Linked DNA regions of Homo sapiens: region 1 is linked to region 2. The links are chromatin loops, found by intact Hi-C in ENCODE. Cell type or tissue: sigmoid colon. All regions are shown on one strand.

Region 1 (2,500 bases), 130 kb after region 2:
AACTGTAATAAAAATGGTGAACTGGCTCATGACAAGATTTGGAATCTCCACAGGGAGCAAAATCTTGAGTCCAACAAATTAATCCACAGCAGCAGATTTTCAGATTTGCAGAGTTAAGTGAGTAAAAGAGACATGTTTTCAACTTGGAATATGGGGAGTAAGTGGGGATGTGGCTTTTTTCCTTCTCGAATCAACTCAGTAGGTGAACTCTTCATGCAACTGAAAAGTGCATTGTGAGTTGAAAACCTCTAAAATATATCAGTATACCCATTCTGAGCTTCCTGCAGACTGACTTAAAAAATTGCTCAACTTCTTTGCTAAGAATGCAAAGAATAATTTGGATATGCCTGAGTACTGTCCTGCCCCACAACCTCTTCAAAACAGCCTTTGAAATCTATTAGCATCAAAAAATGCCCTTCGGGGTACTAGGCCTGTTTATCTTGAAAAGTTCCTCTCAGACATCCTGGCAGGGGATGGGAAAATGGTTCAGCCACTCACAGTTCTTATGCCCTTCGAATTCTAGTATTTGTATTTGTCTGAGTCGATTCTCTTCTGGATGTCTTCCCTAACTAGGCTTAAAGACCCTTTCTCACAAACCTGCTATCTTTTTTTTTTTCCTTCTTCTAGTTTTTATAATGATTTGTTTGGTTTTAGGTCATCAGCCAGAGAAGGGATAAATGCCCTGTAAATTAAATATGCAGAGAAAGCTTTCTTTCCTCATCTCCTCAATGTCAAGAAAAATCTTCAATCTTAAAAAAAAAAGAAAGAAAGAAAAGAAAAGAGTTGCTATTTCTGTGGGATCAAAGAAAAATAATTATGATTTCGTAATGCCTTAAACAAAACTTTGGGTCCTATGTATTTGTTCAGAAATTAAAACTCAAAGATCATTGATTGCACAATGCCACTGTTTTGTAAATAGCTTTAATCCACTTTACAATTCTCCCAGTTCTAAATTTGTGCTCCTATCTTCCAAGGCCCATCATTTTCATGAGTCACCAGTCGTGAGCAGTGCAAGTTTTTCTGAGATCCAGCCAAACAACGCCTGGGCTCCTCAGTGTTTACACAGACAGCCCTGGCTAGTCTAGTAATCATTGTCTTGTTTCCTTATAGGAAAAGCTAGAAACGTACAGGGTAAACAGGGCAGCAACTAATATATACTGAGAATCTACTATGTGCTAAGCACACTGCTGTGCACTTTAAAATTCAATCTTTGTCACAGTCCTACCTGGTAAATATTATTTCTCACTTTTTTCACATGAAGAAACCAAGATTTAGAGAGATGAGGTAATTCACCTAAAGAAACAAAAGCTAAGGGTAAGGTTGAGGTCACTATTCCTATGCTTCGCTCATCCTAACCCATCACACTGCTTCCCTACACTGCGGAGCCTCAGCCAAAGATGGCTTTGGGAATAAATGAATCATTTGAAAGGTCTCTGCCTGGCCATGATCCTCATATTTCTGCAAGACCTAACCAGCTAATGATGCCCAGAGCATGTGTCAACTAAGCCCTGGCTCGGGATAACGTTTCTGGGCTTAGTTACAGTATGGAGTTCATTCTTGATTCATGAGCTGATGCTAAGCACTGTGTCCTCCAGGCTGGAGTTACCTCTGGAACCACAAGATCATTGCTCCTTCTTTCATCACTTGGACTCAGTGGTTACTAACTCCTTCTAAATGAAGCAATTAATTGAAGTCTATTAAAAGAAATTTCTAAAACCAGTGATTTCAAAATCCATTTACTGCACAAAATTTGGAGAGAGCATTTCCTTCCATTGCCTAACTGGAGCTCAAGTGGTAGAGACAAAATAATAGTAATATTAATAATAATCATAAAGAAGAAGAAAGAAATTACAATAACCAAAACCCATTGAGTGAGCTATTTTCTTTAGTCTACAACTTACAATAACCAAAAAGGAATCAGCAGCCCCAACATTCAAATCCCTAGAAGAGCGCCCTGTAAGAATCTATACAAAGCGCATGTGAGATCTTCAGCTGCTACTAGGAGTGGGGGTGAGATGATATAAAATGCTTCAATTTAAAAGACAATCGAGTTATTTCAGCCAGCACTCATACTTCGCAGGTGACAAGGGAGAGGAGCAAGAACTGATAACAGTTTAGTTCTTTCTGTGATCTAGGTATTATGCTGGGCAAGTTCATACATTTATGTTATCGTTAAATTCTCATAAAAATCATCAAAGGCAGCTATTATGATCTGCATTTTAGAGGACATGGATGATCACGAAATTTTTTTTTAAGTAACCTATTCCAGGATGAGTCCAATCACTTCAAGCTTTGTTGATATCATACATTTCTGAGTAAAAGAACCTTCCAGTCATTAACCTCATCTAGGTGTACAAGAGAAATAACTGGAGATCTATGTGATTCACATTCTGGATTGCTGAATATTCCTATGTGTCTATTGCCTCTTTTTTTCAGAGACCCTATTAAAAGGATATATTTTCAAAAAGCAAAACAGCCTCACACAACAAAATGAATAGGA
Region 2 (2,500 bases):
AGATTTATATATGATAAAGGTGGCATTTTTAATCAGTGGGCATTTGGGGAAATAGGGCTTATTGGTCTTTTGGAACATTGTTAGTGCCCTACTCCACTCCTAAGTTATTTGATTAAATGGAAAACTGATGCAGATATGCCAGAAGCTCTTGTAACCAATGCTTCCAGTTTGTAAAATTTTAATGTTTATTTTCTTCCATCCTAAAAGTAGACTTCACATTCCAAGGGAAGGGGAAAATGGAGTAGAATGCAAAGGGAGGTTTAAGTTCTGCTTTAGCAGGCATGAGTAGGGAAAAATAAACAGTTGGGGAATTTTTCCAGTCCTGTCTGCTGTTCTGCTCCATTAATGATAGGCTGTTGCTCTTTTACAAAACTAAAGAATAGGCACTAGGATGCAAATCTCATTCTCTTCCAGTTTTCAGCTTTCCTTGAGAAGAGGGATCCACGAATATTCCCCAGACAACTTACATAACCTTGCTCAAATAGAAGCTCAGAGTTGCGGAGTGCAAAATGAAAGAAAAAGGCATAAGGTTGCCTCAACCATTTTGTGAGCTGAGAGCAGAAAGGAAACATTGATTTTATGTCTTACATATTTCATGTGCATTAGAAGGAGGGAGTGAAAGCCTGACATGATGCTCAGTCAAGGGACTAGATTTACCATTTACTTAAACTAGCGTGTGTAGGTTCTCCACAGTAATTAAACTTAAATTTGTGTTTAACTTTTAGCACATTAATGTAAATACATTCTAAGTCATCAAATGCCTACCTTAGTACTGCCACATAATTTCTGTGTTGGAGTTGGCTTTTGTGTTTACAACTTTATTGGCCTCAAGTGGAAAGGAAAAGAACAGAGAAAAAAATAATATATTAGGGAAGGCCAATGGCATCATGATGCAAGCTATGAGTAAAAGTTTCACAGTAACTTAAATAAAGAACTGTGATGGGAACATTAAGTTCTCTCAAGCACACAGTAGCATAGGCTGCCAAACCAAAAACATTCCTGCTCTGGCATTCAGGACCATGGTCACAGAGAAAGGAGTGATTTTTATTTCAGCAAGTAACATCCTCTGTCACATTAAATTAATAGAGGTAATGTGAATTATATTGGTTCTGTAAGTTCATAGTTGGGTGCGCATAAGAAATTTATACCTAGGTTTATGTTTGCACTTCTATTTAAATAGCATTATGATAAAAATAATTTAATTAAAAGTAAACACTAGTGTTATGAGTACTAGTATTTTTATTAGCCAGGACACACATAAAATTTGATCATCACTGACCTTAGTAGTTCTGCCAGGCTACAAAGGTGGTTGCACAGGGCTGAGCTGGAATAGAAACTAGGGCTCAGGTAATTTGGTCTCCCTGTTTCTTCATGAGACAAGCCCTCCTTAGGCTGTTCTCTTTAATTTCTAGCCCATTCTTTTTCATGTTTTAATTTTCTATTCACGAGTAAGTCTCTCTTTCCTTGGTGTTTACTTAGTAATGTGTGCTTCTTAGCAGATGGGAGAACGGGGTTTTTTGAAAGAGCAGGGCTTGGGGTTTCTGGTGAGAAAAAAATGGGAGCTAGCTCAAAACCAAGTAGACCTAGTGGCACATAAACACGATCCCAGACAGTTCCAGAAGCCTCTAAAATAATCCCAACCATTTTGTGGGCAAGACAAGTGCTCTGGTGAGAATTATGACCACTCCCAGACAACTAACAGTTGGCAAAAATCCTTCCCTTTAAGACAAAGAACCCATGGCTCCTGGAGCTCGTATGGGGTGAGTGTTAATCAGATGGAAAGATGGTGCATGGTTCAAATTAAACTAGAAAAACGATCAATGAATTTATGATGAGAATATAAGTATATTAAGCAGATAAAGAGCTCTTGGTTGCTGATTAGTGCATTCCCTCCCTATAGTCATTTGTGATAAGAATGTTACATGGTGGACATGTAATCAGAATCAGGAGAGTTAGATAAGTTGCCTGTCTAGTTAGATCAGAACATGATGGACTGAGGCAGCCATCTGTTTTCAGGGGTGCACACTTGGCACAGAGACCTAATACTCTTCACAAACCAAGGGGCCCTCTCTTCTAGACAGGGGTTGAGTGAGCACAGCCAAATTTGCTTCTGTGTCATCTTTTTTTTAAAATATTTTCTTTTCTGAACAGTCCCTTTCTGATTGGTGTATGTTTCTCTGAATATGCTTATACTCTAAATCTGCTTATAACTAGTGCTTGCCAGCCTGTGTCTTAGTTTTTAAAGCAAACTTATATAAACCAGCTTTGAGACAGTGTGTTCATTTTATTTTTCTCTCAGAAGGTAATTGCCTTAGTTCATGTTTGCTGTTATAACAGAATACCTGGGACTGGGTGATTTATAATAAGCAGAATTGTATTGCTTACAATTCTGGAGGCTGGAAAGTCCAAGATCAAGTGGCCAGCATCTTGTGAGGACCTTCTTGCTGTATCATCCCATGGTAAAAGGCAGAAGGGCTGAGAGAGAAAGAGAGAGAGAGAG

Evidence for each region. Peaks named below come from ENCODE experiments on the same cell type or tissue, not always from the same donor. Only the 100,000 strongest peaks of a DNase experiment are listed, where the experiment ranks them.
Region 1: a loop joins it to region 2, with 3 times the contacts of the local background. A loop is called at or near these places in 2 of 110 quality-filtered maps.

Annotation. Positions count from the first base shown.
Region 1 is chr11:95,511,362-95,513,861 of GRCh38, reverse strand. No RefSeq gene overlaps it. Among named protein-coding and RNA genes, the nearest start is that of FAM76B, 280 kb to the left of the region's middle. In sigmoid colon, no CTCF peak of the experiment used is centred here; DNase peaks (open chromatin) are centred at 1,021 and 1,471; H3K27ac peaks cover 446 bases.
Region 2 is chr11:95,645,999-95,648,498 of GRCh38, reverse strand. No RefSeq gene overlaps it. Among named protein-coding and RNA genes, the nearest start is that of FAM76B, 140 kb to the left of the region's middle. In sigmoid colon, no CTCF peak of the experiment used is centred here; a DNase peak (open chromatin) is centred at 988; H3K4me3 peaks cover 583 bases.